Linked DNA regions of Homo sapiens: region 2 is linked to region 1. The links are chromatin loops, found by intact Hi-C in ENCODE. Cell type or tissue: heart right ventricle. All regions are shown on one strand. Each heading gives the region's core, and the rest is flanking DNA. Links, peaks and the distances in the headings are about the cores only. Region 1 overlaps SEMA4D (semaphorin 4D). Region 2 has its middle 19 kb from the start of SEMA4D.

Evidence for each region. A loop is a pair of places that touch in the nucleus more often than their neighbours do. Peaks named below come from ENCODE experiments on the same cell type or tissue, not always from the same donor. Only the 100,000 strongest peaks of a DNase experiment are listed, where the experiment ranks them.
Region 2: it touches region 1 in a loop (1.9-fold over the local background); 3 of 110 quality-filtered maps call a loop at or near these places.

What each region holds. Positions count from the first base shown.
Region 1 is chr9:89,397,925-89,414,771 of GRCh38, reverse strand. It overlaps SEMA4D (semaphorin 4D), which reads left to right. Exons shown (of 16, transcript NM_001371194.2): 3 at 9,073-9,421; 4 at 11,756-11,901; 5 at 15,434-15,496. The coding sequence starts at 9,316. Among named protein-coding and RNA genes, the nearest start is that of SECISBP2, 88 kb to the right of the region's middle. RefSeq lists enhancers at 8,080-8,179, 8,190-8,239, 7,728-8,548, 8,780-8,949, 8,549-9,370 and 5 more. In heart right ventricle, for the core only: no CTCF peak of the experiment used is centred there; DNase peaks (open chromatin) are centred at 5,896 and 8,781; H3K4me3 peaks cover 510 bases; H3K27ac peaks cover 901 bases.
Region 2 is chr9:89,510,193-89,523,853 of GRCh38, reverse strand. No RefSeq gene overlaps it. Among named protein-coding and RNA genes, the nearest start is that of SEMA4D, 19 kb to the right of the region's middle. RefSeq lists enhancers at 724-833, 974-1,053. In heart right ventricle, for the core only: no CTCF peak of the experiment used is centred there; no DNase peak of the experiment used is centred there.

The DNA of each region.
Region 1 (16,847 bases), core at 5,593-13,592:
CCAGGGCTAGGCATGTCCCTGCAGAGCTGGAGTGTTGGTCTCCAGGGATCCATTTTAATTCTAGGAAAACTGAAGTTGGAACAATAAACTGTTTATTATGCTTGTGACCTAGACAGCTCCTGAAACCCATTCCTGATTCCTGATGGGATAAGGCCATTTTATCCTCAGTTTGCAAGGCAGTGACATCAGCATCCTAACTGGAGGTGGGAGAGGGGTTTCTGGGGGCAGAGGACATCCCAGGGTGGGGATACTAGGTGGCCAGGTACTGGCAGGGCATGGTTGGTGAGGGCTGTGGTGTCTTCTGTTTCCCAGCACCTGGCTGCCTGCTTCCAGCTGGGAGGGAAGATGTGGTGAGTGCGTGTCCTCCACTGTCCTGGTTGTAGGGCCTGGAGAGACTCTAAGCTTTACCTGCCCCATCTGGGCAAACCCCTGAGATAAGAAATAAGCCAGAACACGCTCCCCCAGGCAGTAGTTTGCATGCAGTGAGGTCAGGGGTCCAGGTAATGACTGCCTATGTTAGATTGGCCAGTCCACAGCTGTCACCAGAGATCCCCTTTCAGTTTCCCTGGGATGCCAGCCAGGGCATTTTAATGCCAGTGTTGCATCCTGTTGCTGGCAGAAGCACTGACACCTTCCATGTGGTAGTGACTGGTGTCCCCTCTGTAATCTACCCTAGCTGCCAGACAGCTGATCCCAGGAAGGAGCCGAGACACGGGTGACTGGACAGTCCCCAGATGGCATTTTGGTTCATGGTTCCTGCCTTACAGGACACTTGCCAGCAGTCACTATTCACATCTAAGATGCAACACTAGATCAGAATGTATGTTCTGCAACAGAGTGACACATGCACAGATGCACATATACACACATGCACACACAGATGCGCACATACATGTCTGCGTACACATACACAGATGCGCACACAGATGCATGCACGTATGTGCACATATAGCTGTGCACACATACATGTATATGCATACACAGATACATATGTATGGATATATGTACACAGGCAGACATGCACAGGTGCACACATACATTATACACACACATACACAGATGCCCATGCATACACATATGTATACACATGCAGAGATCCAAGCAGATGCACATGCACTCACACAGGTGTACATATGTATGCACACAGACATACACATGCATGTGCAGACATGCAGACATACACATGTACACAACACACCTGTACAGATGTGTACAAATGTACAAACATGGATAGGTGCACATATCTATGCGGGTTCATGTGCACACATACAGAAATACAGATGCACATGCGTGCACATACACAGATGCATACACACAGATGTACATGTGTCCACATATATATATACATACACGCAGACATGTATGCACAGTGGTTGCTGGGTACTCCCATTTTCTCTGCTGTGATCTCCTGCCTTGATTTGAAGACCCCTGGGGGTGGGAGAGCTGCCTTCTGACAAGTACTGACAGGCAAAAGAGTGTGGGGCTCAGAGCCCCCTTGGAGTTCCATTCTGCTGACATTTAAAGTGGGCTCGTGCACCCTCATGAACAGCCCCAATTACGTGTAAGTAATGAGAGTGACATTTCACAACCCTGTCTTTCTAATGGGCTCCTGTGTCAAGTCATTCTTTCTGAATGCAAAGGGCAGCAATTTCACACTGTCAGGGCAAAATGCACATGCATACAGCTCAGCTCCCAGCGGGATACCTTTGCTTCTCAGAAATGGCGAAGAAAGCCAGCAAAATGGCCTTTTTCTCCTTTTGTTTTAATTTAACTATTTAGAGTGAGGTCCTTAATGTAACACCCATCAATGATTATGGAGCCACTGTTCTGAAAGAACTCGCAGGGCCGGCAGATCTGTGTGAGTTGTGGTGTGTGCTTTGCTTAAAGCAACTTTAAAATTATATGAAACAATGCATTCTTGTTGAAAAAGGAAAAAAAAACCCTCCAGTGTCACAAAGAAAATGTGCAGCCCCCTCCCCCTCCCTGGGAGGAGCAGTATGTGGCATGGGGTCTGTCCTGACCTTTGGCTACTCATGTGGACTGTTTTAAAGGCCATTTGAGAAGAGCAGCAGGGCCTGATTTATGCCATCGAGAATCTGGTGTCTGCTGATGAGATCAATACACTGCAGACCTGGATATAAATCCGTGCCAGGAAGCCTGGTGGTCAATCATTGTTCTCAGGGCAGGGCCTGGAAGCCAGGTGGGGGTGCCCGTGCCCTGCTGAGCTCTACATGGCAGTGTCTGGATTGGTCCAAGGTAAAAGCAATTAAGAAAAAGGTTTCTTTTCAACATAACCAGTTTGAGTAACCGCATAAACAGCACCAGTCCTGACAGTCCTTCGTAACCATTTAAAGCCACACAGGAGAACCTGCTGGCTTCCACCTGGGCACCTGCTGACACTCCTGGAAATACCTTCTCTCAGCCACATTCGTTTGGGGATGGCTTTGCCATCCCTGGGTTTGGTCGTGGATACTATTACAAGATTTGTTTTCAATCTCTCTTCACTGGCGATTTTGTTTTGTGGAACTTTCTACTCTTGGCTCCTTACCTTTGTCCTCTCCGGGTCTGGCCCTAGTCTTCTCACTGGGATGTTTGTGTTTCTCCTGTTCTACCTCAACTAAGTCAGGGAGGCGTTTTTAGGTCCTTAGGCCAAGTGCTATGAAAACAATACCACAGAGGGGGATGGAGTGTGGGGGTCAGGGGAGGCAAAGGGTGACTGTGGGATGGAGCCAGCCACCAGCAGCTCCTGGGGGTAGAACAGTCTGGAAGAGGGAGCAGCAAGTGCCAAGGCTGCAAGGCAGCCTGAGACGGGTGGGGTGCATCGGAGGGAGGGGGCAGGAGTGGAGTGGAAGAGGCTGGCCACATTAGGTGCTGGCATTCTGCATTAAATCCTGTGCCACTGCCCAGCACTTCGGCTTTGCGGTGAACAATCCTATTTTTACAGCGTGTTTGAGCCCCCAGATCTGGCTGCCCTAGGGACCCAGGCTCTGCACAGAGTCAGCTCACTCTTCCCGTCCTTGGGAGCCTCCCTTCAGGGGGTCATGTCTTCTGCTTCTGGATCCACTGGGCTGCTTTCCCCAGGCTGTGAGGAACCAGAACATGGATGTCTTTTTAAGGTTAATTCATTTTATGAGAGTAATTAATGCAGGTAATTTTAAAGTGAAGTAGTTCTTCTTTAACTTGAGAGAGGAAGCAGCACTTGCTTGTCTTGTCCCTTTGTCCCTTCCCTGCTGCCCTGAGACACTGAGTTTCAACTATTTTCACTATTTTGGTATTTTCCTTCAAATTAGATATGCCTACATTTCCTGACTTTCCCATCTTAGATGTTGTGTTATGATGGAAGACAGGATTGTGTTCTCTGACTCTTGTCCCCTCCCTTTCCCTCTCTTTCTTCCCCCAGACCTCCAGTGGAGTTAGTTGTAATTTTTGTAATGGGGGCTATGCAACTGGGCAGTGATAAGTACACTCTGGTTACATTTCCATTCATGGGTCACTCTTGCTTCCCTGGGGTTAATAACTTCATTTTCTAATCTGTGTATCTGTTCTAATTCATCTTCAGACTCTTTGCCAGAGCCTTAAAATGCATTTCTGAGAACAAAGCCACAGATGCAATCAGTAATCCACTGTGCCTTCTCCTGCCCCGCCCCATTGGAGCCTCTGCCTGCTCCCCAGCTCCCCGCTCTCTCTGCCTCTCCTCCACTCGCTTCCTAAGAAAGAAGACCTGGGAAGCAGCTCCCTTGTTTTGGTGGAGCAAATCCTGCAGTAGCTTTCTGAGAAAGAAGCTGAGGGAGGTAAAACATTTGAGAACTTGTAGGTTTGAAGCAGTGTTCTGTACTGCACTCATACTGATTGATAATTTGACTAGATGGGGAATTCTAGGTATGAAGTCATCTTCCCTGGGATTCAAAGGCGTTGCTTTGCTGCCTCCAGTGGGGCACTCAGAGGTAATTTCTTTGTGGCCTGTTTCTTTCTGGAAGCCTCATGTAACCCTCCTTTCAGGATGATGTGTCTGGTGTGGGCGGGTTCCTTTCATTCACTGTGCTCCTGGGCGCTGTTATTCCGAAAGCTCAGGTCCTTCTGTTCTAGTTATTTTCTTTTTATTACTGCTTTAATAATTCCTCATTTTTTTTCCCGGAGCTCCTGCCAGTTCATGTGGGACTCCTGAATGGATCGTCCAGTTGTCTGTTCCCCTTTTTTTCATCTCTGCTACGTGTGTAACTTCTAGGAAACCTCTTTAGTTTACTTTCCAGCCTTTCATTTCTTTCACCACATTTTACTTTTAAGCTTGCTTCCATTTTCCAGGTTGTGTTTCTTTGTGACTTCTTCCAGGCCCTGGCTCAACTCTGGTCTGAAATTCAAATCAGTCAGCTCTGGTGGTGTGTGACAGGGTTGGTGGTAAACACAGCCACTGTTAAAAATTAAATATGTGGACTTAAAATGAAACAAATTATATTTAAAAAGGTAAAATACTCAGAACTCATTCCTTTCTAGTATCGTGTGCATTCTACTGTTATCTGTGTGGTTGCAGTTACTCGCCTCTTGTATCTGAGATGGCAGTGCCATGTGCTGGGTGCTGCTGTGCACCTCTCCCCAGTTCAGCGGCATCATTCTGGGAGCTCGAAAGCAGCATTTACACCACAGAAATCAGCGTGTGCTGCAAGCTGGGCACCCCCCACCTTACCCCACCGCCCACCCCCACTGCCCACCCCGTGGAGAGCCAGTTGTTACAGCTTGCCAGCACACCGTTGGTTACTGCTCACCTATTAATAGATTCCAAAGTCACCTCCCTCCTCCATTTTTATCCTTAAAGTTCATATCCTTTTAGAGTCATTTCATTGGGTTTCCAGAGAGAGTTGAAATAAATCTCTGTGTTCTCCCATCTCCTGGCTCTGGACTCTTAGCCTGGCCTGACCCCAGCATGCTTATTGGGATACGCAGAGGACTGATTGCAGTTGGGGGATCTAGATAGGAATTAGATCCCATGTAAACCATATCTCTCCAACAGTGATCCAGCATCTTTGGTATTTGACCCGAAATGAACTGGGCCTTGTGGGTCTTGCGTCTCTGCTCCTAGCCCTCCGGTGTGGGCACTTACTTCCTTAATGTGTCCAGGCCATGAACCCTCACAGAGGCTGCTTTTGTGACTGGCAAGGAACTCCTAGGCCTGTTCCTTGTTGTTACTGATTTTAATAGACTTTATTTTTTAGATCAACTTTAGGTTCATAGAAAAATTGAGAAGGTGGTACAGAGATTTCCCATATGCTCCTTCCCCACACATGCACAGCCCCCTCATTTTCAGAATCCCCCCACAGAGTGGTGCCTTTGCTACAGTCGGTGAACCCACATAGGTACCTTATCACCCGACATCTGTATCTGGACATTAGGATTGCCAGTTGGTGTTGTACATTCTGTAGGCTCGGACAAATGCATACTGACATGTGTCCACCGTGGTAGTATCCCTGCCAGCCTAGTTTCCCTGCCCTAAAAACCCTCTCTCTCCCCAGCCCCTGGGAACCACTGATCTTTTTACTGTCTTCATGGTTTTGCCTTTCCCAGAATGTCCTATAGTTGGGATCATGCAGTATGTACTTCTACAGATTGGCTTCTTTCTCTTTAATGATAAGCTTTTAAAGTTCCTCTGTGTCTTTTCATGGCCTAATGGCTTATTTATTTTTAATGCTGAGTAACGTTCCCCTGTCTGGATGTAGCGGTTTGTATACCCACTCGCCTGCCCCTGGGCTGTCTCCACGGCTGGCTTCCTGTGTGGTTGGCACGCCTTACCTCTGCAGGCTCCGCATCCGTCTTCAGAGCGCCTTCTCCCATCCCATGGCAGCTCATTGCTGTTTCTTTTGTGTGTATGGACCTTTGCCCAGCTGGGGGACATGCCACGAGAGAGGTTGTTTCTGCTTTATCCTTGCTGTGCACAGCTTGGCACTGGCTGGGACCTGGGTCTGGGTGTGGCTTGGAGGAGCCAATGTCAGTTCATTGGGTTTCACTGGGCTGGGACTGCAGCACATGGACCAGGCCACTGGTGTCCTTGCTGCATGCATGACAAGAACCCTTTCCAAGGCCCTGCCTGCCGCAGGCCTGCCTCCTCCTCCTCCTCTAGTGGCGCGGGAGCCAGTGTGAAGTCTCTCACAATGCGAGTGTGCAGTCCTCTTCTGCTTTAAGGGATGGGGCAGCCTGGCCACGTTGTCACTTCTGGCTCTCACTGGCTGTATGATGTTTGTCACATGGAACGGGAGAAAGGACGCATCCTTAAAATGCCAGGGGATCATTGCTCCAAAAGGAGGGGTAGCTGGTTTTTAATGGGAGCTTTTCTCTTGAGGGACTGTGGATAGCTTGTCACCACTGTTACCATCCTTTCTTATGTCTGTCATTGCATGCAATGAGGACTGAGAAGAGCAAGGGCAGCAGGACCCTGGAGGGGCATGGGATGTTTGTGGGTGCCAGGCCCTGGGCTGGTTGCTTCCACGCAGCCCCACTCCAGGGCGTGGGTTCTGTGGGGCCAGGACTTGTTTGTTCCAGGCTTAGCAGGAGCTCCATTCGTATTTGTCAGAGCAATAAACATTATTATTATCAGATGCTAATTGATTAGTTATATAGTAATATGATTTAGCAGATAATTCTCACAACTTTGTAGGCCAAGTAGGTCAACTTCTGTTTTGCAAACAAAAAGTGACACCATTATGGCAAGGAGCTGCAAATGTGCCTGGAATTCAGAAGATCTGAACCTATAATTTATTGAGTCTTCTTCATTGGGAGCCTATGTAGAAACCATTACTGGTTTGGGAGCTCAAAGTGGAGCAGCTTTTGGGAGCCACTCCTAATTACCAATCAGTTATACAGAGGAAAAGCCTCTCAGATGAATGAGACTGTGCAGTGGGATTTAGACCGGCAACTTCAGAACAGACACATCTGGAAATGTTCTAAGTGGTGTTGACAGGCAGGAGAGACAGCCGTTACACAGCCATGCAGAGGGGCCGAGCCCTGTGTGTTCAGGTGTAGCCAGGACAGTGCAGTGGAGGGAGTGTGGATGAGGAGCAGTTGGATGGAGGTAGAGTAGGGTTGTCCATGGCCTTGCTGGCCATGATGAAAATGTGGGCCTTATTCTGAGTGATGAGAAGGTGTTGAAACATTTCACATGGGGAAAGGATATGATCTGGATTTATGATAAGAGCATGACTTTGGCCACTGCTACTTTGTGGCAGTGGACTGGAGGGAGGTTGTGTCAGTTTGGAATGGTATTTGTTGGTAACAAAAATCTGCAAGCAAGTAATTTAAAGATTTTAATAATTTTATTAGCAAGTCTGCATAGACTCATAGCCTAGGGTCTCATAGGCTCTTGTGGGTTTCACTTGGCCATTCTTAGAATGAGACTTTTATCTTCATGTTGACAGCATGGCTGCCAGAGCTCCAGCCATCACATTCTAGTTCCAGGCAGCAGCAGGAAGAGAAGGACTGAGGGAATTGCTAGCTGAATCAGCCTCCTTTAAAGAGCTTTCCTGGAATTGCCATCTAATAAATTCCACATACAGTTTTTTTGGCCAGAACTCTCACCAGAGAAGCTGGGAGATATAGTGAGCTGGGCACACTGCCAACCCAAGTAACCTCGGAATTTTGTTAGCGAGGGTGCAGGAACATGGATGCTGGGGCAGGAAGCCAGTGATCTCTACCATGGAAGCAAGAGGCCAGGATGAGAGGTGAGCATTGCTCAGATGAGTGATGGTGGTGGAGATGGACAGGAGGAGACAAGCCCCAGATGTGTTTGAGGCTGAGCAGCAGCACCATCTATGGATTGGGGGTGGGGGTGGGGTTAGAGGTAGATGGGGTCGGCCCCTGACTGCTGGTGCTTTTTTTTAGGTGGGGACATGGACTGTAGGAATTGGCTGGAAGCAGAGTGAGGTTCTGTTTCGGCTGTGTCTGGCTGGGTGTGGAAGGCGGCATGTGGAGGTGGTAGGGAGGAGTGGGGTTCTAGAGTCTGGAGCTCAGGGGTGTGGTTGTTCCATGACCCTCACAGGACTCCTGGATAGAAGGGGGAGCAAGGGACTCAGGGATCCCAGGTTGCTGTTTTGAGTGAACTGTTTACAGAAGTGTAATGTGAAAGTGCCCAATCACTGGGTGCCCAGCTCAGGACATTCTCATAGAGTGAACCCAGGGGTGCAGCTGGCCCCAGATCAAGGTGCTAGACGCCCTTGGGCCAGTCCTGTGGCGGGTTACGCTGTGGGGCCCAGCAAAGGTACACCAGGACAGTAGCCATGCAGTCATCAGAGAATGTTGGGGACATGAGAGATGGGGCCAGGAGGCCTGTGCATGCCTCTCCCACCACCAGCCCCACAATTTCACTAAGCAGCATTAAGCCTGTTCTTTTACTAAGGGCTGTTTCTTACTGGGCAAATCAGAGTGAGTTACCACCATTTCTATGGTGCACAGACTTCTTTAAGTGAGACTGGAAGAGCTAGCAGGGTCCCATTTGGGGCAGGAGGTCAGACACTCCTGCGTGGTGAGGCCTCACGTGCGTGTGTTTCTACAGGTGTACATCCGTGCATGTGTGTGTGTACATATGTGTGCGCATATGTTGTGTGTGTGCATGTGTGTGCACTCACATGTACATCTTAGCTCTCTCTGCAGCCTCTGGTTTTTCTGGCCGTTTCCTCGCTGAGCGTTACAAAGGCAGAGTCTCTAAGGGAAACTGAAACCCGAGTTCTCTTCCTTCATTTTCATCTCATTACCAGCTGGACACAGCAGCCACACAGGAAGGAAGCTGGGCAGCCAGCCGGCCATGTGTGTCTGCCGGGTGCCCCACACCAGGTCCTCTCCATGTGTCTGTCCTGTGTTCTGGGCTGGTAGCTGGAGGAGCGGGAAGCACTGACTCCTGAAGACCCTGGCTTCGCTTTCCTGTGTCCGTTGGGCTGTCCACTTCTAAGACTCTCTTTGTCCCCCGCTGCCTTCCGTATTCCTCAGCAGATGGACCCGGGTGAGGATCCAGGGCAAGCAGAGGGGCTACAGAGCAGTGAGAAGCAGGTCATCACTCACCATGGGTCCTGCCTTTTCTTTCTCATGTCCTTCCAGCATTTCTTCTGAGGCCCTGAAGAAGTATCAAGTGGGCTTTGACATTGCGGTGGTGAGAGCGACCCCTCCTCACCTGGAGAACTGGGAAATGTGGATTCTCAGGGACCGCGCTGTTCACGAGCTCCAGGCTGTGCTGCTGGCCCTGGTCCTGGGGCGCTGAGCCGCATCTGCAATAGCACACCTGCCCGGCCACCTGCTGCCGTGAGCCTTTGCTGCTGAAGCCCCTGGGGTCGCCTCTACCTGATGAGGATGTGCACCCCCATTAGGGGGCTGCTCATGGCCCTTGCAGTGATGTTTGGGACAGCGATGGCATTTGCACCCATACCCCGGATCACCTGGGAGCACAGAGGTGAGTGACGAAACCTGCAGGGGTGCTGATGGCCTGGGATGGGGACCTCACTGCCTGGGATGCTGAGGTGGGTGGCTGGGGACGGGACAGGGACCCCACTTCCTGGAATGCTGAGGCGGGTGGCTGGGAACGGGACAGGGACTCCACTTCCTGAGATGCTGAGGTGAGTGGCTGAGGACGGGATGGGGACCCCACTTCCTGGGATGCTGAGGCGGGTGGCTGGGGATGGGATGGGGACCCCACTTCCTGGAATGCTGAGGCGGGTGGCTGGGGACAGGATGGGGACTCCACTTCCTGGGATGCTGAGGCGGGTGGCTGAGGATGGGATGGGGACCCCACTTCCTGGGATGCTGAGGTGAGTGGCTGAGGACGGGACGGGGACCCCACTTCCTGGGATGCTGAGGTGGGTGGCTGGCGATGGGATGGGGACCCCAATTCCTGGGATGCTGAGGCGGGTGACTGGGGATGGGATGGGGACTCCACTTCCTGGGATGCTGAGGCGGGTGGCTGAGGATGGGATGGGGACCCCACTTCCTGGGATGCTGAGGTGAGTGGCTGAGAACGGGACAGGGACCCCACTTCCTGGGATGCTGAGGTGGGTGGCTGAGAATGGGACAGGGACCCCACTTCCTGGGATGCTGCGGTGGGTGGCTGGGGACGGGATGGGGACCCCACTTCCTGGGATGCTGAGGTGAGTGGCTGAGGTCGGGATGGGGACTCCACTTCCTGGGATGCTGAGGCGGGTGGCTGGGGACGGGATGGGGACTCCACTTCCTGGGATGCTGAGGCGGGTGGCTGGGGACGGGACAGGAACTCCACTTCCTGGGATGCTCAGGCAGGTGGCTGAGGATGCTGGCATGTGATCTGTTGGATTCTCTGCTCTGAGAACTTTTGTCTGAGCAGACAGGCCTACTCAGCTGATCTAAGGGAGAGGCTGTGACAACTGTAGATACTCAGCAAGGCTCGTGCAGACCTCCTGATTTGGTTTCTGAATCTGGGGACCCCTGACAGGAAGCTTCCCTCCCTCGTACCTAGTAATGTTCGCGGCGTGCTGCCAAAGCACCCGCCCCACTGAGCGTCTGCTCCAGGCGCCTGAGAAGAACAGTGAGGCATCATAAGAATGCTCGTCCTACGTGCAGCTGAGCCTCATGCCAGCTACTTTCCTTTCCTGCTGTTTAGTTTTTTTTTAGTTATTTCTTCTCTTGGAGGATGTGTCTGGGGACCCGGGTTTCTGACTCAGTGGATTGAGAGCTTACACCCTGGGTCCTGAGCAAGGTGTTGCTTGCAGGTGGCTGAGAGCTGTCAGCAATATAGGCCATTGTTGTGCTGAGAGAGAGGACCTGCTGCCTGTGTGCATCTCTCTTCCACATGGGAAAATTAGAACAGAAAGTATGAACACCTGACTCTCTTTGTTTTTTCTCGAAGTCAGGGTCTGGCTCTGTTGCCCAGGCTAGAGTGCAGTGGGACAATCATAGCTTACTGCAGCCTCAATCTCCTGGACACAAGCAGTCGTCCCACCTTGGCCTCCCAAAGTGCTGGGGTTACAGGCGCCCGCCACCACACCTGGCCCACCTGACTCTTAAATAAAGCAGACTCTTGGTAATATGTAAAAAGCCAAGGTCAAAATGCTCAAATTGTTGTCAGGACAGTTGAAGAAACAGGTCCTAAAAAAAATAATGCTGATACATTTATATTATTCTTAAGCAGCTATTGCTCAAATCTTCATTTTCCTAAGTAGCTATTGATACAGTAACCTAATAAGCAAAGAGACGTCACTTGTTTCTCTGTCTATAAGTTTGTGGTGGTGATCACTGAGAATTGCATTCGTTGATGGATATATTCTCCAAAAGAAATTTTGTGAAGATTTTGAAGTAAAACATTCTTTTCCTGAATAAGAAAATCCTAAGTCATTGTATTCCTGTACACCTAATCTGTGGATGACAAGGCATGTAGACCAGAGTTGGGTGGGCAGAGGGTGGGAGCCATCACAGGAAGCATCTGGCAGAGCAGGGTTTGGGATTCTGGGATCTGAGGGAGCAGGAAGGGATGTCCGACTCACAGCTTCAAAGTGAGCACACTGGCTCCGGGCTTGAGCTCTAGGGCTGTGAGTGGTTCCCATGAGCACACCTGATGGCTACACTGTGGGTCTGGCGTTGACTGAGGCCACCTCCACTGTAGCAGTGCCTGTTGCAGCAACACATGGCCCTCGAGACATGACTGCACCCAGACGTGCTCATTGTCACTGAGACAGGGACCTAGGATGTGCTCAGGTTTAAAAATGCTTCCATCGCTCTTTTCTTCCTCCCACTCTGACCCTGCCCTTGCATCCCACAGAGGTGCACCTGGTGCAGTTTCATGAGCCAGACATCTACAACTACTCAGCCTTGCTGCTGAGCGAGGACAAGGACACCTTGTACATAGGTGCCCGGGAGGCGGTCTTCGCTGTGAACGCACTCAACATCTCCGAGAAGCAGCATGAGGTACGTCCTGGGCTCCCCTGCATGTCCACATAGCCCAGCTTGAGTGGGCAGCCTCTCCTGGCCCCACTGTGGGGCTGGGGGCTGACTTACCTGGAGCCTCCATTCTGTAGCTGTGACCATGCAGCCCCATCTTTGGGTGTCCACCAGCAGTTCACCCGGGGACCACCCTCTTTGCTTTTTTTTTTTTTGAACTTTTTATTATGAAAAAATCTCAAACATACCTATGAGCAGAGACAGCTATGCCATGAGCCCTGTGCCCACTGCAGCTTATGCAAGGCCGGGTGTTCAGTCTTGCCTACAGTACCCTCCACCTCCTGGGGCATTGAGGCAGATCCCGACACCACATTCTTCATCTGGGTATCTCTTACTGGAAAGGGCCCCTTGTCGTGCAAATAATCAAAAATAGCTTCTCCAAAATTTATATCATCATACATTCAGCCAGTGTTCATATTTCACCGACTCTTGTGGATGATGCTTGTTTAGTTGGTTCAAACGTTTAGTTTGAATCAGGTTGCAACCACGCTGTCCCAATCCATTGCAGCTGGTCACCCTGTCCATTCAGTCTCCGCTTCTAGGAGCCAGCCTCGGTTTCCTTCCTGAGAAAGCTACTCTGCACAGCCCATCCCATGTCCCACTCTTCACATTGCTCCTGATTCCTCGGTGTCTTTAAACATTTTAAAAAATCAAACCGAATTTAAAATTTGATTGTAGCTCACTGCAGCCTCAAACTCCTGGGCTCAAGTGATCCTCTTGCCTCAGCCTCCTGAGTAGCTGGGACTGTAAGTATGTGCCACCACACCCAGCCCCACTCATGGTGTCTTTAGCATGCACCTCTGTCTTCACATCCCCAGCTGGGTGTCAGATCCAGGCTCATCCCTCTCAGGGCTGTGAGGCGGGCTTCTCCATGGAGGCAGGTGTTCCTCCTCCTCAGTCTCGGTGGCCTTTGACCAGCGAAGTCTAGATGCTCTTCTCATCAAAGATTGCAAAACGCAATGTTCTGATTCTACCTCTCCTTCTCTACTTGTTAGCTGGAAATCGTATAAAAGGGGAAGTGCCCATCACCAGCTATTTTGGTCCGTAGAGGTCCCATTTCCTTTGGGAAATGCAGAATCGATGCTTGGAATCTTTGCCTTTATTTACCAGTTTTCAGAATAATGAGTTAATGAGTCAGTTTCCCCTCTGAAGGGCAAGAGTGAGTTTTTTGATTGATTTTTAGTGTCACAATGAAGTCATAGATTTAAAGATATTTGCTCTTCTTTGACCCATCACAGTGAAACACCTACCTCATGCTCAAATCGTCGCATCCATGGTCAACAGCAGCCTGTTTGGGTTGGCTCCTGAGACCTCGCGGTGTGGGGTTAGTTTTCTTGCTCTCTGGAATCTGTTCCAGGTTCACGCTGGACATTTTCTGCCCAGATCTCTTTTTGTTTTCATCTCCAGGGTCTAGCTTATTTCTCAATTTCTGTTTGACACATAAATGAGCTCTGAGCATTATGCTCTGAAAACAAGTATTTGGCTGGGTGCTGTGGCTCACGCATGTTATCCTAACACTGTGGGAGGTCGAGGTAGGCGGATTACTTGAGCTCAAGAGTTTGAGACCAGCCTGGGCAACATGGCGAAACCCTTTCTCTACAAAAACTGCAAAAAATAGCCAGGTGTGGTGGCTCAGGTCTTGGGAGTCTGAGGTGCTTGGAAGTCTGAAGTGGGAGGATCACTTGAGCCCAGGAGGTCGAGGCTGCAGTGAGCTGAGATCATGCCACTGCAGTCCAGCCTGGGCAACAGAGCGAGACCCTGTCTCAAAAAAACAAAAACAAAGTATTCAGCACTGTGAGGCACTCTGAGCAGAAAGATGTGGTGGTCTCACCTCACTCAGCTCTTACTCTTCGCGTGTCTGTTAAATTCTCTTCCTCTGAGCGCCTTCCTGACCACACAGGCTCACACTCGGTCTTGGGGGAATTGTGGACAGTGTGTTTGTGCTGGCCCCACAGGTGTTCAGTGAGAGCCAGACATTGCTCTGTTAATGACACCATGGTGGTCCCTCGGGGTTGGGGAGAGGCTTGGGGACCTCTTATACTTAAAAGAAAAAAATAAAGAGACCCCCGCCAAGCATCAGTGAAAATCCCTGCAAACGTGATCAAGAGTCTGTTGAAGTGTACGTTCCCTTGTCCTTATGCATTTCATGCGAGTTGACGAAATCATCTGTACTTTAAATGCTGAAGGAAGTGGCTATTTTAAATGAGACTCTGTTCCGCTTTTGTGTGCCCCTATCAGGACTTCCATTTCTATGAAATGACACTCCCTTAGTACTGTGTCTGCAGCCTGGGTGCTGTTCAGGAACTCACAGAGTTAGTTAGAAACCTAAAGTGGGGTTCCTCTCCTCATACTCTCCCTCCTAGAAGCCCTGTGTGCTTCCTAACCTCTGAGTCCTGACACCTGCTACAAGCCTTTTGGTGGAGAAAAATACATTGTTACTGGTTTCTTTTGCATCAGTTATGGAACATCACAGAGAGAGGGGGCATTTTGGGGAAGGTGAGGCAGAGATAGATATAGAAACCTTCCCTTTTGTCTTATGTTGCTTTCTATTCTGTGGGGGCTTTGGAGGGCAAGGGGCTAAGGCCCCCACCCCCTGGAAGTTTCTGATCACGAATTGTCCCTGGTTTGAAAGAAGAGGTGGTAGGAACATGGATCTTACTAAGATGGTGCCTGAGCTGAGCTGGTGGTGTTAGTTCATCACTTCCTCCTGCTGCCAACATGCAAGTTTAAGGAATCGTAAATCTCCCTTTCTACTGATACAGTGAATATTGTGGCTTTTTTTTTTAAACTGGACTGTAGAGTCACTTTTTTTTTTTTTTTTTTTTTTTTTTGAGACGGAGTCTTACTCTGTTGCCCAGGCACACGAGGCTGGAGTGCAGTGGTGCGATCTCGGCTTACTGCAACCTTCGCCTCCCGGGTTCAAGAGATTCTCCTGCCTCAGCCTCTCGAGTAGCTGGGATTACAGGCGCCCGCCACCACTCCCAGATAATTTTTGTATTTTTAGTAAAGATGGAGTTTCACCATGTTGGCCAGGCTGGTCTGGAACTCCTGACCTCAGGTGATCCGCCTGCCTCAGCCTCCCAAAGTGCTGGGATCACAGGTGTGAGCCACTGCGCCCGGCCTGTAGAGTCACTTTGAATGGATGGAAAAAAGCCCACTTTGATGTTTGAAAATACTTATGGTTTAGGTTTTTGAAAAATAATTTAATTTTCTCCACTTTCACGAGTTTGATTTTTGCTGCTGTTTTATGGTGAGTGATGGAACTTTTGGAGCTGGTCTTCCAGACTCCACTGGTTTCAGGATAAGGATCACAGTGAGGATGTTCATGAAGGCCCCAGGCTGCTCCCCTGCTCTCTGAACCTCCCTTGCAGTCTGAGAATTGATCATCTCAGGAGAAACCTCTAGGCTCTAAACTCTATCATGTGCTTTTAAAATTGTGCATTTTTATACTAGTATCTCTTTAAAAGAATATGCACTGATATGGACTCTATCCCAACAGGTGTATTGGAAGGTCTCAGAAGACAAAAAAGCAAAATGTGCAGAAAAGGGGAAATCAAAACAGGTAAATTTCTTTTGCAAGCTACAAAGAATCCCATTCAAGTATTTCTTGGTTGTTTTAATCTACTGAATGCCAGCATGCCTGCAGTGCAGGCCAGCCTTTTCTCCAGGCTCTGTTCATTCTGCTGGGCTTGGTTTTGTTGTGATGCGTCTTGGAGCTCATCCCTCTATTCCTGAGTATCAGGATTGGGTTTCTCAAAGCAGGTGCCAAACATATTTGGCCTTTGAGAAATACTTTTTTAAAGTTTATATGAATTGAATGTATTCAGATGGCCTGAAACTTTGACTACAGAACACTGGTGAATAGTGAAGCCCACTGGTGAATAGTGCAGAAATTCAGGGTTTGTTCTGCCTCCTTGCACCCAGAGGCCTTAGGCTTGGAGGAGTTGCTAGTCATGCAGTTTTTCTCAACCCCTTCGTTGGACTTGCGACAGAGATGCCCCATTTATTCGGCCTGCTGTGCTCAACCTCTTGCAGGAGGGAGCACATGAGTGAGCAAGTGTGGGATCTGGCCAGCTGTTTTGGGTGCCAGCAGGAGCAGGCTTTGTGTGAGCCCTGAGGGTGGCACCCAGGTTGGGGTGCCTGTGACCCCCGCAGCCCCAGAGGGTGCGTTACAGTGCTCTCTTATCTCTGTTCTCCATGGACAGTGGTGTGTTATAAGCTCAGTGGGCCCCTTTTCTCATTGTGTGGGACAGCTGTCCTCTGCCAGTGAGGGCAAAGGGCCAGTATGACAGCCTTTTTTGGGTACACACACTCAGGGTCCTGAGCTCTTGTCCGGCATCCAAGAAGAATGAGGTTGCATGGACACTTAAAGGATGGTGGAGTCAGAGAATTTTGTTTAGTGTTGGAAGTGGCTCTCAGCGGAGATGGGAGCTTGAGAGGGAACAGGACGAGCAAATAATCTTCCCTGAAGTCTGGCCAGCTCTGGCCGGCTCTTCTCCAAAGTTAAGCCATTTCTCCAAAATCCAGCCATCCCTCTGAAGTCAAGTCACCTCTCTCTAGTCCAGCACCTTCTCTTCTCTATCAACTGAGTCTGGGCTCTTATAGGCACAGGATGAGGGCAGGGTGGGCTGTGGGTAGTTTCGGAAAAGGCAACATCTGATTGTAAAAAGATGTTCAGAAAGAACCAATCGGGAGACGGCGGGCAAACAGGGATAGAAGTTCTCACTCTGGGCTGCGGGTTTTAGGCTTTTTGGCTCACATGTGGGGTTTTGCCAGGGACCTGCCCCTGTCTGCCTAGACTTTCTCTGGCTCCTTTCTCTATCACTGGGACTTTTGGATTCTTGGCACACGTCCGTCCCTTTGGTCCCTCAGGCCCCTCAGTGTGGTACTCATTCAGGGAGCCCTGGGCCGAA
Region 2 (13,661 bases), core at 4,131-12,130, 110 kb before region 1:
TCCTCCAAGCCAGGCATGGCCTGCCCTTCAGTTTTCACTCTCAGCACAAGAGCTTTAGGGCCATACACTGCTTACCTCCTGGTTACAAAATAGCTATGAGAGCTCCAGGCATCACGTGAGCATCCCAAACCAGAAGGAAGCCATAGGGAAAAAGACCTGGAGGCTTCAGCTGACTTCTGTTTACCTCTCCACGTGCAGAATAGGGTTCTGTGCCACCCCATAACAATCGGTAGCAAAGGGAAGGGGGTTGCTACAGCTAAATAGCTTAAACCAAAGGGACTGCAGGACGCCTAGTTTCTCTGAGATCAAGGGCTCTTTGCCTGCAACTTTAATGCAAAATTGGATTCTTTTGGCAGGAAAGGAAATGAGGAAATTCCATTAAATAGGAAAAGGACAGTGTCTTCCATGAGTATAATCAGGGGATTCCAGATGTTAGACTGGCTTCCTATTTCAGGCAAGGTCTGTGTTTGGAATTCTAAATAAAGTCAAGTCACAATTATCTCTGGAATTAGACAAAGAAAGAGCATGAATAAATGACCAGTAAAGCTAATTGTACCCCAACATTCCAACCCCTTATCCCATTATTCCATTGGCATCCCCATCTCTTATTATATATTTTTTTGAAATCTAATAACAAAGAAAAATGATCTGATGAATATCTACCCAGGAGCTACTCAACAGAATCCTGCTGAGTCACTGACCACCTCCATGTCCTCACCTGCTATCATGCTAGAGTGAGGATGATCAGGTGGATGGACCCAAGGCCAGCAGCAGGACAAGGAGTGAGCCAGCCAGGGCCTGAGTGATTGACTAGCTACGCTAAGAGCTCCAGCAGTTCAGGGAAGTAGTTCCAGTCACTGCAGGTGGTCAAAAATTTTCCTCACTGAGTCTACGAGTTTCACAGGTCTTGGATTTCTTTTGACATTGGGGAGAATTGCACATCATCCATAGGCTGCAGACTTTCTTCCTTTCCTTGCGTGACCATCCTGTGAAAGCTTGCTGGCCTGCACTTGTGTTTCACAGCACTTCTCAGATGGCCCTGTGGTGAGGTATTTGTGTCCATGCCCTGCTAAACGCTGAGCCCCTGGGAAGGGCCTGCACACATCAGTGTGCTCCACACACTGGACATGAATGGGACACACGTCTACCCCTCTGAAGCTGCTCCGTTAACTGGCTCGAAGCCTGCAGACTTTGTTTCCAAGCCATAGGGTTTTACTCCTGGTGCAGGATGAGTAGTTCTTGCAGGCCTCTGACTCTTCTACAAAGAGGAAGTGCCTAAGCTGGGGCAAAGGCAAACCACTTCCTGCACCTGAAAAGCACTGCCACGAAACAGCACTGAGGTCACCGGAGAAGTCACCAAGTCTAAAACACTCTTTTCTGCTCCCACCCTGTAAACGTCTCCATGATTCCTGCCACTCCCCTCCTCTCTCTCTGACCCCTTCAACCCTACGACTCAACAAAGACTACTGAGTGCCTGCCATGCATAAGACACTGAATTCAGTCTGAGCAGGAGGCAGGCCAGGGTGAGAAACACCCGCCTGTCTCCCGTGGGCCACACCCCCTGCAGACTGAGGCATCACTTTGGGCTCAGTCTCAGCCACTTTTTACTTGAAAATGTTATTTTCCAGATCGTTGTTCCTTTTATCTCCAGTAGTTAGAATCATGGAACATCTTTCAGCCAAAATATTGGACACCTCAGCAACACATCCAGAATTTCTATAAGTTTTTTTTTTTTTTTTTTTGAGATGGAGTCTTGCTCTGTCACCGAGGCTGGAGTGCAACAGCATGATTACAGCTCACCGCAACCTCTGCCTCCCAGGTTCAAGTGATTCTCCTGCACCAGCCTCCCGAGTAGCTGGGATTACAGGCATGCACCACCACACCCAGCTAATTTTGTATTTCAGTAGAGATGGGATTTCACCAGGTTGGTCAGGCTGGCCTCGAGTTCCTGACCTCAGGTGATCCACCTGCCTCGGTCTCCCAAAGTGCTGCGATTACAGGCGTGAGCCATCGCACCCAGCCTATAATTTTCTTTTTTATAATTTCTATTTCTTCATTGATATCCTCCATTCAGTGAAACAGTATTTTATACTTTGCTTTGGTTCTTTAAACATATATATATATATATATATATATAGTTTTTTGGGTTTTTTTTGTTTGTTTTTTGAGATAGGGTCTTGCTCTGTCACCCAGGCTAGAGTGCTGTGGTGCAATCATAGCTCACTGCAGCCTCAAAGTCTTGGGTGCAAGCAATCACAAAATTCAGGGCCTGCCTCAGCCTCCTGAGTAGCTGGGACTACCGCCACACACCATGCCTGGCTCATTTTTAAGTATTTTGTAGAGATGGGGTCTCTTGAACTCCCAGGCTCAAGCAATCCTCCTGACTCAGCCTCCCAAAGTGCTGGGATTACAGTAAACATATTTTAAATAGCTGACCTAAAATCTTTGTCTAGTAAGTTTGGCCAATACCTGGGCTTCCCCAGGAACAGTTTCTACTGTCTGCTTTTTCCCCTGCATCTGACAACAGTCATCCTTTCTTGTTTCTTTGCATATTTTTTTTTTTTTGAGACGGAGTCTCGCCCTGTCACCCAGGCTGGAGTGTAGTGGCCTGATCTCAGCTGACTGCAAGCTCTACCTCCCAGGTTCACGCCATTCTCCTGCCTCAGCCTCCCTAGTAGCTGGGACTACAGGTGCCTGCCACCATGCCTGGCTAATTTTTTGTATTTTTAGTAGAGACGGGGTTTCACCGTGTTAGCCAGGATGGTCTCGATCTCCTGACCTCATGATCTGCCTGCCTCAGCCTCCCAAAGTGCTGAGATTACAGGCGTGAGCCACCGCGCCCAGCCTCTTTGCATATTTCTTAACTTTTTGCTGAAAACTGGCATTTTAAATAATGAAACGTGACAACTTTGGAAATCAGATTCTCCCCACTACCCAGGGTTTGTTGTTGTTGTTGTTGTTATTTGTTCAGAGACCTTTCTGAGTTAGTTGTGTGAAGCCTGCACTCTTTGTCATGTGTGGCCACTGAAGTTTCTCCTCAGTTAGCACAGTAGTCAGCTAGCAATTGGACAGAGATTTCCTTAAATGCCTGTATGATGGTTAATTTTCAGTAACAACTTGACCAGGCTAAGGGATGCCCAAAAAGCTGGTAAAACCTTATTTCTGGGTGTGTCTATGAGAACGTTTCCAGGAGAAATTCGCATTTGAATCAGTAGACTGAGTAAAGAAGTTCAACCTTGCGGTGGTTTAAATGTGTCCCCCCAAAAAGCATATGTTAGACATTTAAGCCCCAGTGCACCCCAGTGTTGACAGGTGGGATTTTTACAGGGTGATTAGGCCATGAGGGCTCTGTTCTCATGGATGGATTAATTTGGTTATCATAGGAGTGGGGTCCTGACAAAAGGATTCTCTCTCTTGCCTGCTCTTGCCATTCTGTGCTCTGGCACGGGATGACACAGCAGGAAAACCCTCACCAGAGGTGGGCCCCTTGATCCTGAACCTCCCAGTCTCCAGAACGGTAGAAAGTAAATGTCTGTTCTTTATTAATTACTCAATTGCAGGTATTCTGTTGTATAGCAACACAAAACAGACTAAGACAAGCCTTCATCAATGTGTGTGGGCACCATCTAATCCACTGACGGTGATTTTTGTCCAGATAGAACAAAAAAGCGAGGAAGGGTAAATTTGCTCCCTCTGCATGAGCTGAGACATCTATTTCTTCCTGCCTGCGAACATCAGCACTCCCAGTTTTTGGAGCTATGGAATTGGAGTGGGACTGACAGCACTGGCTCCCTGGGTTCTCAGGCCTCTGGATTTGGACTGAATGATGCTGTGGAATTACACCACTGGCTGGCTCTCCAGCTTGCAGACAAGTAGATCATGGAACTTTTTAGCTTCCATAATTGGGTGAAACAATCCATCATATATCTATCTATCTATCTATCTATCTATCTATCTATCTATCTATCTATCTATCTATCCTATTGGTTCTATTTCTCTGGAAAATCCTGACTAATGCAGCCTGAAGCCAGTATGTCCCCTGATCTTTGCAACAGGGCTCTGTGTATGTGTGTCTGGCATGCCTTCAACATTCAGTCAGCCAGTTAATTGCCAACTCTGCTTTGGCCTTCACTTCCTGCTGGCACAGGGCCTCAAGGTCAGCCAGAGGTGACAGCTCTGGGCCTTCTTAGGTCTTTCCTGAGCCTGCGCACACCTCTGAGCATGGGCACAGCCTTATGCATGCACTGCAAATCACCCCAAGCTAGTAGCTTAAGACAACACCATTGTATCATATGACATTTCACAATTGTAGGGTCAGGAATGTGAGGAGGACTAAGCTGTGTGAGTTGCTGTATAGGGTGTTTCATGTGGTGATAGTCAGATATCAGTGGGGCTGGAGTCATCAGAAGGCTTGACTGGGCCAGCCATCCGGTGACTCACCCACCTGGATGGACACTGATGCTGGCTGCCAGCTGGTAGCCCGGGGTTGTTGAATGGATCCTCTCCATGTAGCCTTTTGCTGCAGCCTGGGCTTCCCATGGCATGGTGGGCTGAGGAGGCTCAGGCTTCTTATTTGGTGGCTCAGATCTCCAAGAATGAGGGCTTCAGCAAGCCCCGCAGGAGGGAGCTGTCAGCCTTTGATGACCTGGCCTTTGAAGTCACAGGCACCATTTGGTTGTACTCTTTGTTGGTTGGTACTCTTGGTTAAAGCAGTCTGAAAACCTCCTTTTGCTTCTCATGCCACCCTGGGGGCTTTCCTGGGACATGCCCCGGCTGCATGAGGACTGAACCATCAGCTCGTGAGAAGTGAAGATTTTAGTCCAGGAGGGCAGGGCCTTCTAGAGTTTGCTTCTTGACCTGTTGCAGACACACAGTTGAGCCCTCCCAGATCTGGTGAAGGGAACAAAACTCACTCCCTGCCCAAGTTCCTGTTCTGGCCTAGTTTCTCTGCATCCCTGAGGCTACAGTTTCCAAGAAGGCCAATTCTTTCCAAAACCAGACTCAAGGCTGCATTTAACACCAAGGGCTTTCAGTTATTTCTGTGCATCTGACAATCTGGAGACCCCTTCCTTCCCCCTCCCCAGAAAGGAATCGGGTTAAGATTTGCCAAGACTCAACAAAGCACAAAAAGGAAGTGATCTCTCTGTGAAAGGTCTCACTCAGGTGCTGGGCTGTACCATCTCCCAGCTCCAGGCCCACCCTCATGTACAGACAATCAGGGGTGGGAGAGTGGCTGTGCCTCGCACTAAGGACAGATGTGCTAGGGCCTCACCTGTCACCCTCCTGGCAGGGGTCACCAGGCTTTCTTGAAGTCTCCTCAAGCTGAGATTCACACTCATTTTCCAAAGGTCTAGCAGCAGATATGCAAAGATCAACTACGTGCTTGTCAGGAACAGGTAGCATTTTCTGCTGTCAAGGGCAAAAAGATACTATCCCGAGGGCTGGTATCCCAGGAGGCAGAGGATCCAAGATACAGCCATCTCTCCTTCCTCCAAGCCTGTGCTGTGTGTTGCGCCCTTACCCGGATGGCATGGAGGCAGTCTCTGACCTCCCCTACCCTCCCTGCCCCTCTTCACATTTCCTTCCCAGGCACCCGACCACAGGCATGGAGGCTAAAGGCCCTTGATGGACATCAGTGAGCCTTCAGCACCTTGAACACAGTCCGTTATCATAGTGATGCATCTGCAGCCCCTCTGGGGTGTCAAGGGCACTGGGGCCACAGACAGCAGCCCTGCAAGGTGTGTAGGCTGCTGTTCCTGCCCAGGACAAAGAGACAGCCTCCAGGCCCCCAACCTTCTGTTCATGGAGATGATCTACTTTGCTTGTTTTAGATGTTGGGACGCACATGTTTTGTTTGTTAAAAAAAAAAAAAAAAAAAAAAAAGCCTGGCTAAAAAAGGCTTAAAGACACATATGTGGCCCATAAGCGTATGAAAAGATGCTCAATATCACTAATCATTAAGAAAATGCATATCAAAAACCACAATGAGATACCATCTCACACCAGTCACAATGGTTATTATTAAAAAGTCAGAAAATAACAGATACTGGTGAGGTTGTGGAGAAAAGGAAAGGCTTACACACTGCTGTTAGGAATGTAGATTAGTTTGGCCACTGTGGAAAGCAGTCTGGTGCATTCTCAAAGAACCTACAATAGAAGTATCATTTGACCCGGCAATTCCGTTACCCAAAGAACCATAAATGATTCTGCCATGAAGACACATGCACCTGTATGTTCACTGCAGCACTCTTCACAATAACAAAGACATGGAATCGACCCAGATACTCATCAGTGGTGGACTGGATAAAGCAAATGTGGCACATACACATAATGCTACACAGCTATTAAAAAAAAACAACAACAACGAGATCATGGCTTTTGCAGCAACATGGATAGAACTGGAGGCCATCATCCTAAGTGAATTAACACAAGAAGAGAAAATCAAATACCACTTGTTCTCACTTATAAGCAGGGGCAGGTGCATCAGCTCACACCTGTAATACCAGCATTTCCATAGGCCAAGGTGGGCAGATGGCTTGAGCTCAGAAGTTCAAGACCAGCCTGGGCAACATGGAAAAATGCTATCTCTACAAAAATTATGAAAATTAACCAGGCTGGATGGCCTGTTCCTGTAGTTCTAGTAACTTGGGAAGCTGCAGTGGGAGGATGGCTCGAACCTGGGAGGTGGAGGTTACAGTGAGTCGAGATTGTGCCACTGCATTTCAGCCTGGGCAACAGAGCCAGACCCTGTCTAAATAAATAAATAAATAAATAAATAAATAAATAAATGGAAGATAAACGTTGAGTACACATGGACACAAAGAAGGGAACAATAGACACTGGGACCTATTTGAGGGTGGAGGGTGGAAGGAGGTTGAGGGCTGAAAAACTACCTATCCTATACTATGCTTATTACCTGGGTGGCAAAATAATCTATACACCAAACCCTCATGACATGTAATTCACCCATATCGCAAACTCACGCATGTGCCCCCTGAACCTAAAATAAAAATCGGAAAGAAATAAGTTAAATTAAAACTTTTTTTAAAAAAATCAAATTAAAAATTTTAAAAAATAAAAGGAAAATATGTCCCAGATAACAAGCATGCATCCTAGTGGACCCCCAGGGGCACGATTCCTTAACCAAGGCTTGGCCTCACTGACTGGGCTTTCTTTCTTCCAGTGCTTGGGGTTCCTGTGGGGAAGACAGTTGTAGGTGAGGGCCCATGCCCACCCCCGCAGTCAGCTCTGGGCTTACTCCCTGGCCCTTCTCAAGGCGCCTTCTCCACCACAGTCTCTCTCTCCTCTCCTCATCCCACTCTTTCATCCCTGAAAGTGTCAAAGCCTCTTAGGGCATTTGGTCCAGAGAAGCCGAGAGCAGCCCGAGGGCTGGGATGAGGGTGGAGACGAAGAACCAGAGCTGAGTGGTCTTCATCTCTCCTTCCTCCAAGCCTGTGGCAGGTGGCTTGCTGTGTGTTGCGCCCTTACCTGGGTGGCATGGAGGCAGTCTCTGACCTCCCCTACCCCCCCTGCCCCTTTTCAGGTTTCCTTCCCAGGCACCCGACCACAGGCATGGAGGCTAAAGGCCCTTGATGGACATCAGTGAGCCTTCAGCACCTTGAACACAGTCTGTTAGCATGGTGATGCGTCTGCAGCCCCCCTGGGGTGTCAAGGGCACTGGGGCCACAGACAGCAGCCCTGCAAGGTGTGTAGGCTGCTGTTCCTGCCCAGGACAAAGAGTGGGAGCCCCAGGCCAGGCCACCCAGAACCCCATCTCTCCCGCTCCTTCCTCACTGGCTGGTGAGATGCAAGCCACAAGCCGAGAGACTAGATGCTCACCTCCTTCTGTCCAGCCATCCCCCGCCCCTGGTGCTCCTAGAACATCCGTCAGCCCTATTCTGTTCCCAAACATCCTTCTTCTCTCATTTGGCCACCACCTACATCCAAAGACAGTAGTAGTAAGATTCAAGCTCAGATACTTTTAGAAGTACCAGCACTATTGAAGACCTGAGCCCTAAAGAAATTAGAAATTCTCACAGTGGAGTGGCAAGCACCGTGGTGGGGAAGAGGCCTTCCTGGTGCCCCTAAAATTTGCTGCTCCAAAGCCAGTTCTGTCATTGAGACCAATTGCTACTCCATGAGTCCACTGGCGCTGAGCCACTTGGGCAGAAGGTTCCCTGGCAGCCTCCCACCAAGGTTTCTCAGCCCCAGTCAGCGCTGAGGATGAAGAGGAAATGTTTTTCCAGATCAAGGATTTTGTATTATGATATTAGAAAGAGTAAGTCACCAGCCTGGTGCAGTGACTCACACCTATAATCCCATTGCTTTTGGAGGCCAAGGCAGATGGATCGCTTGAACACAGAATTTCAAGATCAGCCTGGGCAACATAGCAAGACGTCATCATTACAAAAAATTAAAAAATCAGCCGGGCATACTGGCTTGTGCCTGTAGTCCAAGCTACTTGGGAGGCTGAGGTAGGAGGATCACTTGAGCCCAGGAGGTGGAGGCTGTAATGAGCTGTGATCACGCCACTGCACTGCAGCCTGGGTGACAGAATGAGACCCTGTCTCTAAAAACAAAAACAAAAAGAAAGAGTTAGTCACAAGCAGCACAAGCAGTGGTCCATTTATAGGGCAGCCATGGCCCTTCATCACGGTCTGTCATTCATCCAGCCTTTTAGGAACAGCAGATGCCTTTGGATATCCGAGGGGGAGGGGCAGGGAGAACCAAGAGACATGATTGTAACGTGGGCTAGCTGCTGTTTCACACAATTTAATGAAAGTGAGAGTCGATAATTGCACAAGGAAAATAAAAGTGTAAAACATATGAATACGTTCACAAAAAAGCATGCTTTTTACAAACCACCAATGAATCTATTTTCTGCTCTGAAAGGCAAAGCAATAAATTACTTCAAGTTGACACTGACAAAGGGGACCAGTACCACATGTGGTAGCATCATGGGGATCCTCTCTGCCTCAGGGCTGAAGTCAGGTTGTGGGGGCGGGCAGCATGAAAACCTGACCCCAATATGTGGGCATCCTGGAGTGGGGCCAGTATGCAACCCCACAACGGAGGCTCACCCTTTATCTCTCCTGGAAAATACATTTCGACTGAGGGATTCTGTCTTTCTCTCTTAACTGGGTTTTTCCAGCACAATCTTTTGCTGCATTCTGTATCTGCTGCAGTGAATAGAGACACCATTGCATCCCTAATAAAAAAAATACCAGTAGGCTTTGTCAAGGCCCACTTTTTCCTGGCTCCACTTCACTCTCCAACCTTGAGCTGCCAATGGTCCCTCGGTCCTAATACCATTAGCACATGGCTACGATGCTGGAGCTTTGCAAACCACTTTACTTAATGAAGAAGGAACCACAGCTTTCTGCTTAGCAGGAGCAGCGTAGCATGGAATGAGTCCACTCTGTCCACGTGAAATGCTTTCAAGAAGAGGACTTTTTCCTTCCGATTCACTTAGAGCCTTTGAAATGAAATATAGGGACTTCAATTTTCCCTCTGAGTTGAAGAGGAATGGGCTGGGCCTGGGGAGCTTCTTTATTAAATATTGTTATATTATGGAGCAAGAATATTGTGAGGGTTTCCCACTTGTGCCTTACCATTGCTTTTGTGTTACCCACTGCTGGCACCAGAGAAAATAGCCATTTTTCTGAACTTGACATTATATAAGAAGATTTCAAATATCGTATTCCACACCAAAACCCTGTCCATATTAAGTCTGGCTGAAGCACATTCGTCTCTCTTTTGGCTGATACGATTTCCTGCAGGTTCACCTAGTGTGATGGTTTGAACAGATTGTGGCAACAGATGGAAAAAATAACCATCTGATTTTGACATAATGCTAAGAAATAGATTTGATGAGCAATAATTAGAAGAAGCCATACACAGTCAGAGAAGACAATGTCAAAACAGTGAGATTTACTATAGGTCAGAAGAGGCTTAAACACAGAATGGGAAGAAAAAAGAAACTCCTATAAGAGAGTGTGGAAAATGAATTCTGAAATAGAGAAAACACCTATTTCCAAGGCTGTGCTGTCTTTCTAGGAGATTGTGTGCTAATTTGTAACCCTCGGGCTCCCAAGAAATCCTTGAGCTAGGCATATTAACCATGTTCATAAAGTCTGTAAAACGAGATAGGGAAATGCCCCAAGGTGCATACATGTGTGATTACAATGATGACAGCAACACAAGAGTCTAAGAAACACTCACCTCTGTGCGGTAGCCTGTCAGGGCGAGTGGAGGCTGAGCTGGCGGGGGCTGCAGGAGGCTGCTCGGCACTGGTCATCTCTGTCCTTCAGACGGGTGTTTGCTGTATTCATTTTCAGTTCTTTTCAACACACCATGAAAAAGTTTCAATATTGAAACACGGTGTTGAACCCAGTGTAGGGCCCACAGTAAGCACTTAGTCGGAACACTGTGTCTTTAGACATCATTAGGTGTCTGCAGTGAGATGATTGTCCTGGTAACCTGTAAATGAATGGATGTTTGAAGCCTCCTAAACTCTTCCAGACTTTTAAGAAGACCTTGTTTCAGTGCCCGTGGCTCCAGGATCTGGACTGAGCCTGGACGGAGCCAAGCTGGGAGGAGGAAGGAGCTGAGATGCACCCAAAGGCACAGAGGGAGAATGTCTCCAGGTACAGGAGTCTCTTGATTTATATGAGCTTGGAGCCCAAGACTCCTATTTTTAAAGTATGATGGAGGGTGATAACTATTATAAGTAAACAAATAGATCTCCATTTTCACCTGGCAGGCAAAAGCTTCCAGTCATTAAACAGTATTAGGTATATTGAATTTAATTATAAACACAAGGATGCCATCTATATTATGTCTAAAGAAGAATACACAGAAACCATGAACATAAATACAAGAACCCCTATTTTAAAAACTTTTAAACTTCCTAAGTGGTCCAGTTGCTCTAGTGGGCGTGTGGGGGCTAGCGTGAGCTCCATCAGGGATGCAGAACCACAAGGTGTGATGCCTACCGCAGTTCCAAGCCTGTGGAAGGCTACTGTCTCAGAAGCCTGGGGCAGCGTCAGGAAGGGGACATGGGTATAAAGAGGGTGAGGACAAGTCACATCCCCAAGGTGGGCTGGTTTGCAGCGTGTGCTCCTTAGCTCTGAGCCGCCAACCTCGATGATGATCCATGTGTCCTGCGGGAGAAGGGGACACCCTTATCTCAGAATGAATTATGCACCCGGCCCAGGGGAAGGAGAAGCTTGGGGTGGAGGGATCTGGCTATTTCTGGAGCAGCCACAGGCCCAGCCACTGCCCACCCCAGCCTGTGCACCAGCAGACCAGCCAAGACATGTGAGCTGCAGTAGCATCTAGTGGACCTGGCCCCGCCTTCCAAGCATAAAAGAAACATTTCTGTGCTTCCCTTCTGCCTTACAAATAGCATGGTCCACGCTAACTCTGAACAATGTGGGGAAGCTTCACTAAGGTGACTCCATAGCAGTCCACCAAATTGCTCCATTCCACAGTTTGCTGGTGCCCAGCCCAACAGCCATCTCCCCCTCACCTCCATACCTTCACCCAACCCGCAGCCTTCAACCTGCACCACACTCCCGCATACACCTAGGTCCAGGAGCCGTTTCCTATGGCGAGCAGACCTACAAGCCCAAAGGCTGAGGGAGGCTGTCTTGGACCATTCCTGACACCAAAATAAACACAGGAGACTGGGGAATGTATAAAGAATAGAAATTTATTTCTCAAAGTTCTGGAGGCTGGGAAGTCCCAGATCAAGGTGCTGGCAGGCTGGGCATCTGTGAAGGTTGTTCTCTGCTTTCTAGAGGGCACCTCATTGCTGCATCCTCACAAAGGCAAAAGGGAGGAACGCTTGTCCTCACATGGCAGAGAGATGGAAGAGGGCGAACCCACTCCCTCAAGCCCTTTTAGAAGGGCCCTGGTCCCATCCAAGCGGGCTCAGCCTTCACAACTTCATCACCTCTCAAAGGATCCACTTCTTAATACCACAACATTGGCAGTAAAGTTTCAACATATGAATTTGGGGGGATATTTTCAGACCATAGCATAGGCCAACCCAGCCACCCAAATCAGCCAACCCAGGTCTTTATTTTTAAACATCAACAGATAACCAAGAATTACTGGACACTTGGGAAAACTCATAAGGAGAGAGAGGAACTTGCCAAAGAGGCAGAATATCCGACCAGGAAGAAACTCTTGATAACTGCAGGAACAGAAGAGCAATTCACGTAATTCCAACTAGTTTCCTCAGACATCAGGGAAAGAGTTGAAACCATAAAGAGAACCAATGCCATTTAAAGTATTAAGTCTTAAAGGAGAAGTGTCCTGATGTCTGATGTCTGCAGTCGGACTGTATTTTTTAAAATGAGATGGATTAATAGCTGGGTGCATAGATCACCAGGTGCACAGATGTGGGATAAAGCAAGTGTAGCCACCTGCTAATTGGGGAATTAGTGGTGGGTATCCAGGCATTCACCAACCAATTGTTGCACCATTTCTGTTTGGAAATTTCCCTAGTAAAATGTTTGTGGAGGGGAATGAGCACTCTGGAGAATGGGAGAAGAGATGACAGTAGTTGAAAGATGTCAACACAATTTTGGAAGTTAAAAAGCAGATGGATATGTGGTTCTGACTTAGCAGACCAGAGAGAGCTAAGTGCCTGGAGGGCAAGGGCCGAGAATCCAGATAGTCTTGTGCAGGACTCAGAGAAGCCTCGAAATTGGAGGTCTCTGAAGGTGGAGATGAGGTGGAGACCAAAAGTGAGAAAACTGGGTGAAAAGCTAAGCATCAAAGAGACTTCCTCGTCCATTTCCTATTGTGTGCAGCCAGGTACAAGCTGTTACTTTCTGTCTTCAGAGATGCCAGGGACAGGGGAGGGCAGAGGCCTGGCAGTGAAAATGTATCACGGTAGACAAGGAAACCCTCCAGCCCCGTGCCCATCTCAGCCTGAGAACACGGCAGCCAGGCAGATCCCCACCCGTCTCTCACCCCTCTCCAGACAGGAGAATGGAGGATTCTTTCCCAGGGAAATGTACAGCCAAGGAGAAAAGATTTATTGATATAGAAAGTCAGGTGCCAAAGAAGTATCTGGTCCCTGCCCAAACACTCTGCAGTGAAGTTCTCAATGAGCGATCAGTAATCAGCAGCTCCTACTTGCTTTTGAGTGTGTAGCCAGGATCACCATGGGGGAAGCCTCACCACCAGAAGACAGAAATGAACACATTGACCCACCCAGGAGAAGGAACTCAAAGGAAGCAGAGGAAATGGAAGAGAATTCAAAATTCCCCCCCAAATTAAAATTAAGATCGTCAGTGAAAACAGATAATATTGTTTCCATTAAATAAAAACAACATACTACCAAAAAGTAACCTTTTTAAAATAAAAAAGAGCTCTTGGAAATTAAAATTTAGATTGCAGAATTAAGAACGGTAATAGAATTAGAAGAGAAAGTGATGGGATTCTAAAAGTAGAAGAAAAACACCAAAATGGCCAGGTGCTGTGGCTCATGCCTGTAATCCCAACACTTTGGGAAGCTAAGACAAGAGGATGGATTGAATCCAGGAGTTCGATACCAGCCTGGGCAACATAGCAAGACCCCATCTCTACAAAAATTTAAAAACTAGCCGGGCAAGGTGACGCATGTCTGTAGTCCCAGCTACTTGGGA